Regions from separate parts of the Homo sapiens genome. Here region 2 is linked to region 1. Evidence: chromatin loops called from intact Hi-C (ENCODE). Cell type or tissue: endothelial cell of umbilical vein. All regions are shown on one strand. Each heading gives the region's core, and the rest is flanking DNA. Links, peaks and the distances in the headings are about the cores only. Region 1 has its middle 180 kb from the start of FGF12-AS1. Region 2 overlaps CCDC50 (coiled-coil domain containing 50).

Evidence for each region. A loop is a pair of places that touch in the nucleus more often than their neighbours do. Peaks named below come from ENCODE experiments on the same cell type or tissue, not always from the same donor. Only the 100,000 strongest peaks of a DNase experiment are listed, where the experiment ranks them.
Region 2: a loop joins it to region 1, with 3 times the contacts of the local background. A loop is called at or near these places in 1 of 110 quality-filtered maps.

What each region holds. Positions count from the first base shown.
Region 1 is chr3:192,060,585-192,065,974 of GRCh38, reverse strand. No RefSeq gene overlaps it. Among named protein-coding and RNA genes, the nearest start is that of FGF12-AS1, 180 kb to the left of the region's middle. In endothelial cell of umbilical vein, for the core only: no CTCF peak of the experiment used is centred there; a DNase peak (open chromatin) is centred at 2,304; H3K4me3 peaks cover 647 bases; H3K27ac peaks cover 1,671 bases.
Region 2 is chr3:191,335,836-191,341,225 of GRCh38, reverse strand. The region is part of intron 1 of CCDC50 (coiled-coil domain containing 50); the gene reads right to left. It also overlaps a transcript of UTS2B not described here. Among named protein-coding and RNA genes, the nearest start is that of UTS2B, 8.0 kb to the right of the region's middle. In endothelial cell of umbilical vein, for the core only: no CTCF peak of the experiment used is centred there; a DNase peak (open chromatin) is centred at 3,175; H3K27ac peaks cover 1,633 bases.

The DNA of each region.
Region 1 (5,390 bases), core at 74-5,073:
AGAATTCTGGCTTAATAAGTTATTTTTTCTTTAACATTTTAAAGATGTCAATCTATTATTTTCTAGTTTGTATGATTTCTGAAAAAGAAGTCTACTTTTATTCTAATCTTTGTTCCTCATGTGTGATGTATGTTTTTCTTAGTCTACCTTCAAAATTTATGTATTTTGTTTTTTGGTTATTCAAACCTAACATGCCAGGATTGTGTGTGTGTGTGTGTGTGTGTGTGTGTGTGTGTGTGTGTGTGTGTCTGGTGTTCCTATTCCATTTGCTATCCCTCACAATGGATCTGTCTCTAGCAAGTTACTCGTTACTTCATGTATGCAAACCCGGAGGGGAGTGGAGGGCATTTTCTGTACTGAGTGCAACTCCTTCTTAGGCACACTGGGAGAATAGATGTGTGGCCTTCTCAGTGTTTCTGCCCCTCACCCTGCATAGTTCTGCATATAGCATGCATTTACTCCTCATTACAAACACATATGTTAATTATAACGCTTGTGAATAATGTCTTCTTAGCAGAAATCTCCATTTTATTTAGTATTGATCAGACACAAGACTCTGCCATTATAATTGTAAAAGTGGCAGACACATAGTAGGTGTTCAGCAAACAATGGTAATTTTCTTCTTGCCTCTGCTTAAAATGTTGGTATCTTAGGGAATGTTGTCAGGAGGGAATGAGTACGTGGGCAAAGAACAGATTTTCTTTTGTGCTAGTATTATTTTGAACCTAGACAGACTGTCCTTTTGCTTTGTTAATCTGGCAATTACTTCTTTGCAGAATCAGCAATTAACAAGGTCACTCTGACCTTCCTTGAGGCAAACTATTAAGTTAGAATGCCTACTGTGCTCTAGCTATTTGGCTGATGTGGTTTCTGGGGTTTGTGGGAATCCTGCCACATTTGTAAGATTATTCATGTTCTCTTTGCATTCAGGTACAAATAAACACAGAAGTAGCATATTTCACATGTATATTCTATAAACATTTGCTTCAAACAATAAGACACTTTTTTTCTGAATTGATGGCTTTTACAAAAGGCAGTGGATTTCAAAAAAGCTAATTTTTAAAAATTAACATTTCTAATAATGAAATCTCCAATGTCCACTTTTATTTTCTATGGCGTCCTGTTAAAATATAGAACATTTAGAAAATGATTTTAGTGACCCATATATTTTAAGATTTTTTTCTCTGTTGTTTGTTTATTGATCAGGTTGTCTTCCCTAGACTGATTAACACTGAAGATTAATAGACAGGAATATAATTACCCAATTAGAAACAGAGCCTTCCCGTGTGGCCAGCTAATTCTCATTTAACTGTTTCAGAATAGTTTATTCCAGTTATTAGATCGAGCAGTGGATATGTTCAGTGGAGACCTAGACAGACTTGATGGACATGAAAAACAAAAAAAAAGGAGAGATGGAAGGAAGATGAATCATACACATTCTTATATGAATTTTTAAGGATACATTGCATAAGGAAGTGTTCTTTTGAAAATTTATGGCTATTTTAAAATATTGAGGCACAACCTGGGGCAATATGAGCCCTGTGATTAAAGTAATCGAATGATGTCTATGCCTCCATTGCCAATAAAGTGCTCCTTTACCCTTTGGTGTGGCTGCTTCAAGGTCTTTCTTGAGCAAGACTTACTTCTTTATGTCAGATTTGTATTTGACTTCTCTGTTTTTTCACTTTGTTTTCAGGAGATTGCGTTTCTTATATTTCACCAAGGTAAGCTTTTTTTTAAAAAATGTGCTTTGATTACCCACCCTCCCAAATTCTTAAGTACATCCATCTAGTAACTATCACTTCTCTATAACCATTCCCTTCATCTCTATTGGTTGCTGCCTTGTAGCCTAGTAATATTCACATAATTTCCCTGTTCCTCTCAGAGTACCCCACGCATCCTTCCTTGTTACATTCCACCTATCAATATCTTCTTCTTGAGGGACTTTTTCCTTAGTTCAGCTAAGAGCCAGGTCCTTATCACACGCCACAAAAAATTAGCCTTGCAGACCATTTGAAAGGCGAGAATAATGGGATTTACTGGGAAAAAAGGATAAAAGGGAAACAGCGACTCTCCACAAAGCCAGAACCCCTGGTGGTGCGCTTCTCGCCTCGCAGTTTTAAAATCCCGGGTTCTACACAGGAAGAGGAAGGGCCAGGCTCCTCTCTGCTGGAAACGGTACGAACTTCCGTGGCTCCACCCCAGGGCGCACTCCTCCCAGTGCACCGGCGGGTTGCAGTTCTGCCAGGAAGCCCTTCCCACCCGGCTGTCTCATTGTCATTTGCGTATTTTTTCTATTTATGTCAAACTCAGCCTAACAGACTGCGTCTACTTCCTCACTACCTAGCCACTTTTTTCGCCTCAACATTTTTAAGCATTTACTCAGTTCAAAGAGCCACTAGTTCTACCAGATTTGTTATGACAAAAAATGATTCACAGACCCTTTTTCCTTATTTCCTCTTTTCCAGAGACAATCACTTTCAATTACTCTTTATGTACGTACGTTAGTATCTCTAAATAACATGGCTTGTTTTTTTTTTTTTTTTTGAGTCTGAGTTTTGCTCTGTAACCCAGACTGGAGTGCAGTGGTGCCATCTTGGCTCCCTGCAACCTCCATCTCCCAGGTTCAGGCGATTCTCCTGCCTCAGCCTTCTCGGTAGCTGGAATTACAGGCGCCCACCACCATGCCCGGCTAATTTCTGTATTTTAGCAGAGACGGGGATTTCACCATGTTGGCCAGGCTGATCTTGAACTCCTGACCTCAAGTGATCCACCAGCCTTGGCCTCCCAAAGTGTTGGGATTACAGGCGTGAGCCACTGCGCGTGGCCCACTATTTTCTTATTTCCCACTATATATATATATATATATGTATGTGTGTGTGTGTGTGTGTGTGTATGTATGTATATACATATGTGTGTATATGTATGTATATACATATATGTGTGTATATGTATGTGTGTGTGTGTGTGTGTGTGTGTGTGTGTGTGTATATATTTTTTTTTTTTTTTCAGATTTGGCACTATTGACTACCCACTATGACAGATGAGAATTTAGGTTCTTCCCACTCCACATCTCCAAAGATGTGTGCAAACTTCCATCTTATTCTTCCAAAAGATATTTATTATTATTTTGGTTAGAACAATATTCAGTCTTGGAAATTTTTCTTGAGTGAGCCCACTGCTTTTTCCCTCTGCTTTCTTCATCTTTTTGGATTACCTTTTTAAAGATGTTTTCAACTTTATCCTCTGAAAGTTATATTGAGTTTTACTCTTTTCCCTCAAGCTTTAAATTTTATAAGATATCTTTTTGTTTCATGAGTAGTTCTTTTCCATAATACCGAAAGTTGTTTAATGAATGGAATATAATATCTTATTTCTTTGAAAATATTAGTAATACTTTTAAAAAATATCTTTTCATTTGCATAGTCTCAACTTTCTGCAAGTTGTTTTCTTCTGTCTATGGCTTTGGACTCCCTCTTCCATGTTAGTGGCTTTCCATACTTACCTAGTGATCCTGGCTGTCTCTTCATATTTGAGAGTGTTGTGGGCTAAAAGGCTAACTAGAAACTCTGAGTAAGTGGATGAGTCTCACTGACGCATCATTTCACCGTGACAAGATTGGGCTAAGTCATCTGTTAGAGAAGACGTGAAGTCCAAATATTTAGGCTTTTATTTTATTGGAAGTCAGACTTCATAAGAACCTTCTGATCTGTAGTCTGGAGGGTCAAGGCCTAGCTGCTGATATTTTGTGAGTGGGAAAAGAAGGCTGAGAGATCAGCATTTTATATGCATCAATTTCTTTGGTCTCTCTGTTCGCATAAATGATACCAGCCCTAGACCATCCCTATAGTCCAATAGTCCAGAGACCCTCTGCTGTCAACTTGGTTAAGCTGAGAAATATGTTTTCTAGACTCTCTTTTCCTGTATTCTTCTATGTTAGAGTGGCCAAAAAATAAAAAAAAAACTTTAATAAGATTCAGAAGAAAGAAGTGAAGCATCACTCAATACACTGTGAAGCTCTTTTCATGGTCAAATAGGTCAGACACACAATAAGGGTTTGTCAGGTTCCCACTTGTCCTCCCTCTCCTGAACTTCACATTCAGTGTTTCTTGCAAAGTGTTTGCCATGCTGACAACAGGGGCCTCAGGCCCACAGTTAGATGCTTTGCTGAAGATCTATAGGCATAAGAGCTACCTAGAAGCAATAGTACCCCCTAGACCTTTCCGTGAGCTTCCTCTCTGCAGCCCCAATTCACTGTTGGACATGTGTGGCTTCTTGGATTGAATGGGTGGTTATTTCTCTGATTCTCCAGTGTCTTCTACAACTATGTAAATTCTAGTTGCCATGACACACACCTAATTACATAACACTCATAGTCACCCTGCTTCTCTGTCTGAACCTTGATAGATTCTCAGCTTTAATCTCTTCAGAGGATAAACCTGCCATCATCTGCTCAGACGTGTGCTAAAACAGAAGAGGTCTTTGCAAGAAATTTTAGAAAGAGTTGGTTTCCTAGGTGGAACTCATGTGATTAGAAAGGAGATCACTTCTCTAAACACACACACACACACACACACACACACACACACACACACACACACCCCACTCCACTTCACCAAATACTCCCAGAGTTATCTAGTGCTATTGGTTCCTCAAGTCGGTTCCTAGCTTTTCCCATTGCAGTCTTAGGGTATGGCTTTCTCTCTGCTGCTACATCAGTTATCTTTATTCCATCTATGTTCTAGCATTCAAAATTTTTAGTTTATTGATTTCCCTGCTCCTAATCCCCCCATATTTGTAGATTTATGCCTTAAATATTACTTGATATTTCAGTGGGATTTCAGTTTTATTGGGATTTCACCAGGAAGTAAACTCAGAAAAATTTAGTTAATTTACCATATTTCCTGAATCACCCCATTTTCTTTCAAAATTTATGGCCTGGCTACTGGCTGTCAACCCTACTGCTGTTCCTTTTTTATGAATAACCTAATTGTCACATCAAAGGGCCTGCTTTTTGAGTCCTTGTTGTCCTTATTTTTCCTTCAGTATTTGACAATACTGACCTTCCTTCTCCTGTATTTCCTCTTCTCCCTCCTTCTTTCCCTCTCTGTCTCTCCCTCCCTCTCTCCTTTTTTCCTTGTATACTGTCTCTACTATCACTAACATTTCTGGAGTATTCATTTTATGCCAGCTTTTCTGTTAGGCATCACCTTTCCTCTTCAGAGGATGCCAGAAACTTAAACCAAAAGACTGGGTAGCAGAAAAACCTGTAAATTATATTGTGCCTTCATTGATAGCATGTGAATAATTCCTCCCACTCAGTGAGGAAATTACAGGTTGTAAATTACCTCATGCTACCAGGATTTAAAACAGACAGCAAATCAGTCTGC
Region 2 (5,390 bases), core at 114-5,113, 720 kb after region 1:
TATTTTCTATTAGGTATTGCTTCTAGTGAGGTCCCACTAAGTCACTGATTAACATAGATCTAGTCACTTGTCTAGTACAGAATCTGTGCTGCAATTTACAGTGAGTACTTGCTCTTAGGAATCTGCAGAAATGATCCCAGTGCAGGCTAAGCTGGGAGGATCACTTGAGGCCAGGAGTTCAAGATCAGCCTGGGCAATATAGTGAGACCCTCACTCTACCAAAAAAAAAAAAATTAATTAGCTGGGCCTGTAGTCCTAGCTACTCAGGAGGCTGAGGCAGAAGGATCACTTGAGCCCAGGAGCTTGAGGCCACAGTGAGCTATGACTGCACCACTGCACGCCAGCCTGGACAACAGAGTGAAACCCTGTCTCTAGAAGAAAAAGAAATAGAATCTGAAGCAATGTTTCCTGGCAAGGAATAACAATATAATCAATAGTTTACTGCACGTCTAAAGCTCTTTCTAACCTCATATGTCCGCCTGAGGGAGAATATGTTTCCTATACACATTGTAGGCCTGAGTTAAGGGGAAATCAGAATGTCTAAAATGTTTAATAAGCTCCGCCACTCCAAACTTTTTCAGCTGAATGTCCAAGATTAGAAAGTAAAGTAGAATTCTATGTGAAGATTATGTAATTATAGTTTACTGAGACAGAAGAATCATCAAATTATCACCATCAAGAAGGGTATGAAGGAAAACTGTTGAGTAGAAGTGTAGCCAGCCAAAATCTAACCAACATATTAACATGCAGATTAAAACTTTTTGGCATAGCTAAAACTAAATGTAGTTTCCTAATTCTGTATTTTGAGTTGCTGTAGTAAAAGCTTTCTGCTAAATCTCCATGACACTTTAGCATCTGAAATGTAATAAATATAGATTTACTTGCCCAATTTACAGAAATATAAGGACTTTATGATAGTATATAAGGCGCAAGCAAATTATAGTATAAAGAGCCCTCTTAATTACAGATACCTGTCAGAATTTTAGTCTTGGCTCTGTCAGCAGCTTGTCAAGTGAATGAACTTTGACAAGTCACCTTCCAAATCAGAGCCTCATGTCCTGACCTGTGAGGAGACAGATTAAATTACCTCTTAAGAATCTATCCAACTTAAAAATAAGGTAGAATGAAATGTAGTTGATTTAGTGTAAGTGATAGACATTTGTCTTTTGGATACAAGTATTATACATCATGTAAAAATGTAATAACTGAAGCCTATTCATCTAGGGTAATTGCCATGCTAACTTTCACCTACACCAAATATTGCTTTCTTCATTGCTGCTGCTGATTTCACTATTTCTAGCATCCAAGATAACAACAATCTGCTTATATCCAACTGTATAGTATCTTTCACCACAAGTACATTTTAACCTTTTGTTCAACCTGGTGCCTTTTAAAAAGGTGAGCTTTTCCTGTTTCAACTAATAGTTCTCACAGAGTCTTCAGTATCAGAGTAAATGGAGACCATGTTATCAGTCACTAACTGTCCAGTGAATACAAATGTGGACTGTAACATTTACTAAAAGGTTTTCCTGGGGCCAGATGATCAGAGTACAGCCTGGGAAAGTCAACACTTTCCATATTCAGAAAGCTTCTTGAAGATCACCAAATTTTTTATGTTCATCTGCAACGCGTTCTAAATGCCCTAGATTTCTCTATGATTGCTACTGAAATTGGCTTCAGTACAACCTACAGTTTGCTTGGTTATCATGTAATACCCTCTGCAGAGGAAATGAAAGAAAATCAGGGGCAGCCTGTATCTAGGAACAGGAAGACAAGATTCTGTCCAAATCCTTTTCTGCTATAAAGGAATCACTTGCCTCACTTTTTTTATATAGAGTCAAAATTATTTAGATGGTTTAGAAAATTTTATATCATAACTCCCTTGAAGGATACATTTGTTTTTCGTAGCACTGCATATTTTTAACCAGTGTTAACTTCTAATACACCATATGAACCTGAAAGAGACCATTCTAAAATAAGTACAAATTGAACATATCATCCCCAAAGCAAAAAGGCTTCAGCTCATTCTTTTGCTCATGCTCTCTCCTCTTTTCAATATAAACCATGACAAGTTTGCAATCTGTATATTCATTGTTTCCAACCCAAAACTTTCAGATTCTTCACAACTGTCTCCCCTTATATCAAGAATTTTAAAAATACATGCTATGTTTGACTTGTTTAAACTGTGTAAGAGCCTTCCCCCCTTTATCTAAAAATAAATTTAAAAGAGAAAATAGCACACATAAAAATTCTGATGGAACCCAATACTATCTAAGAAACTAACTGAATACTCTAGTAACAGCAACAAAATGACCATATCACTTTACTGGAACGTGTACAAAAATTACCAGCATCTTATATAATTAAAATTAATCCTTAAACAAGTAAGACTGTTGCCTCCAAAGGAGACCACTCTGACTTCAGGTGTTGTCAATCACAACACCAATCAACTTCTTATAGAAATTTGAGAGCTGGAACAACTCATACAACAAAAAGTAAAAGTAAAATGATCTTTCAAAGATTAGCTCTATGGAGCTTCAATGGGGAAACTATAAAAAGAAGGAATGATTTGTGGATCCACCAAAGACCAATTTGAAATAATGAAGTCTGACCAGAGAATGCTGGGAAAACAACAGAAGCAAACATGTTAACTTAGAATCCAGCAATCACTGACAGAATTGAAAATATTTTCTAGGAAAAGCCAGAAAGTGATCTATAAATGCAGACATTGAGAGTGAATAGCCCTTTCCAAAAGAGCTACCGGCCCAGATATTAAGGCAAACTCCAGATGTACAGATGGGAAGAACGTGGACCATTAAGTGAGCCCCTATCTTTCTCTTTCTTCTACGTCAGGACTCCCATCTAGACAAAAAGAGTCTTTCACAGTATTTGTCAACTCTTGTATTCGATATTTACACAGACCTTCATAATATAAAAGAAAAACCTAATATTTTCAAAGTATTTGGTGGGAAGATGCTACTCAAAAATTAGTGAATATAATACTTAAAGTCAATCATGGACTCCTCCATAGTCAATAAACAAAACAGAATTTGTTGCTGATGGGGAAGCGGTGAAGAGGGAAAGATATCCTTATAAGTCATTCATAGTTTTACTATATGCAGTTAAAACTCCTAAAGTTAATGGAAAATGACTAAGCCTTTATGACTCATTGGAAAAACAAAAGCCAAAAAAGTCCAGGGGAGACTCCCCTGGTATTTGGTCACTGAGGAGCTGTATCAGGACTGGAAATGCTCATCAGGCAAGATGAAAAATTTGGTGATAAATTAGCCTAGGTACCTCTGATACAAGTTTCTAAAAAGATGAAATGATACTTCATTCACACAAATATCTGTAATAAGTTTTAAACAGGACCAATAATATAAGCTAAAAAAAAAACGTAAGGAAACATTTTAAGGTGGTTAAATCTGTTGGATACTCATGAACTTCTGAAAGCCCCACAGACCCTTACTCAGAGCTGGCATACGGCATACTCTTACTTTACATAAGATTTCTACCTACATTTGATTTTGAAAGTCCCCAGAAATTTACCGGAGTGTAATTTTTTTTTCTTCTTAAAAAAAGAGGCTGGGTGCAGTGGCTAATGCTTGTAATCCCAGCACTTTGGGAGGCCGAGATGGGCGGATCACGAGGTCAGGAGTTTGAGACCAGCCGGGCCAACACAGTGAAACCCTGTCTCTACTAAAAATACAAAAATTAGCTGGGCATAGTGGCGGGCAACTGTAATCCCAGCTACTCGGGAGGCTGAGGCAGGAGAATCGCTCGAGCCTGGGCGTCAGAGCTAGACACCGTCTTAAAAAAAAAAGAGAGAGAGAAAGAAAAATGATTTAACTCTGTACTTTTTAAAGTCACTTCAAAAATTAAATAGGCTGTCATAAGAGTTCAATCAACAATAATTCCCAAGGGCATCATTATATTAAAGCAAAGTTATGAAAAACAGTGTTTATACCGATAACTGAACTGTCCAAAAAAGGTTAAATAACAAAGTTTTTTAAAAGTTTCATTGAAAATGGCTCCAAAACAAATCTTTTTTTTTTTTCTGTCTAGTATCAGGTCGCAAAAAATTTAAGCTTTGCCAATCACGTGGTCTCTGCTACAACTACTCATCTCTGCCTCTACAGTATGTAAGCAGACAAAGACAATATGTAAATGAATAAGTATGGCTATGTTCCAATAAAACTTTACTTACAGACACTGAAATTTGAATTTCATACAATTTTCACATCACAAAACATTATTTTTTTTGAATCATTAAACACTGTAAAAGCCATCCTGAGCTACCTTGCTATACAAAACAAGTGGCAGTAGTTTGCAGGTCCCTGCAACAAATTTGAATTACTAGAGAGGATTACTGCTCATTCTTTATCAGATAAATGAGCTGTCACTGCAAAAACTTAAGAAATTAGGAGAAGATCCTTGTATTGGGGTGGCCACAGTATACTCATTCTGTAATTTTCCAAATGTAATTGCATAAGTCTGAGTACATAGTCTGTATATAAAAACTACAGATTCCTGAAACCATCTCTAAGAGATTTAGCTAATATCAAGTAGGGCTAGGAAGGTGTTTGGATCCCCATATCATTCTGATATTGAACTAAGGTTTTTAAAAGCATGGACATGGGCAAACTGTGTATCTAGTAAGAACTGTATCCAGAATATGTAAAGAACTCCCAAATTCAATAATAAGAAAATAGTCGATTTTAAAATGAGCTAAAATTTAAAGCAAACACTTCAACAAACAATATAAGAATAGCAAATCAGCACAAGAAAAAAGGCACAACATCATGAGTCATTAGGGAAATACAAATTAAATCCACAATAAGATATCATGACACACTTGCTCAAATGGTTAAAATTAAAAAAAGTAAATGGGTCCTGAAAATATCAAATGCCAGCAAGGATGCAGAACAACTGGAGCTCACATACATTGCTGGTGGGAATACAAAATGGTACAGCCATTTTGAAAAACAGTTTGACAATTTTAACATGCACTCACCGTATAACCCAGAAAGTCCATTCGAGGGAAACAAAAACTTATGTTCAAATACACACACATACATTAAAAAAAAAAAAAACACTTGTACACAAATGTTTAGAGTGACTTTACTGTCACCCACCAAAACTGAAAACTCATATGTTCTTCAATTAGTGAATGGATAAACAGTATGTTTGAGGAGACTCAAAAAACTACTTACTATATGATCTTATTTATATAAGATTTTTGACAAGGCAAAACTACAAGGGCAGAAAACAAATCAGTGGCTGGTGGGGGCATGAAACGGGGGTTGAGAAGTTTGGGGGTTAGGAACTGTTCTGTATCTTGATTGTTGTGGTGGTTCCAAGACTACACATTTGTCAAAACTCAGAACTAC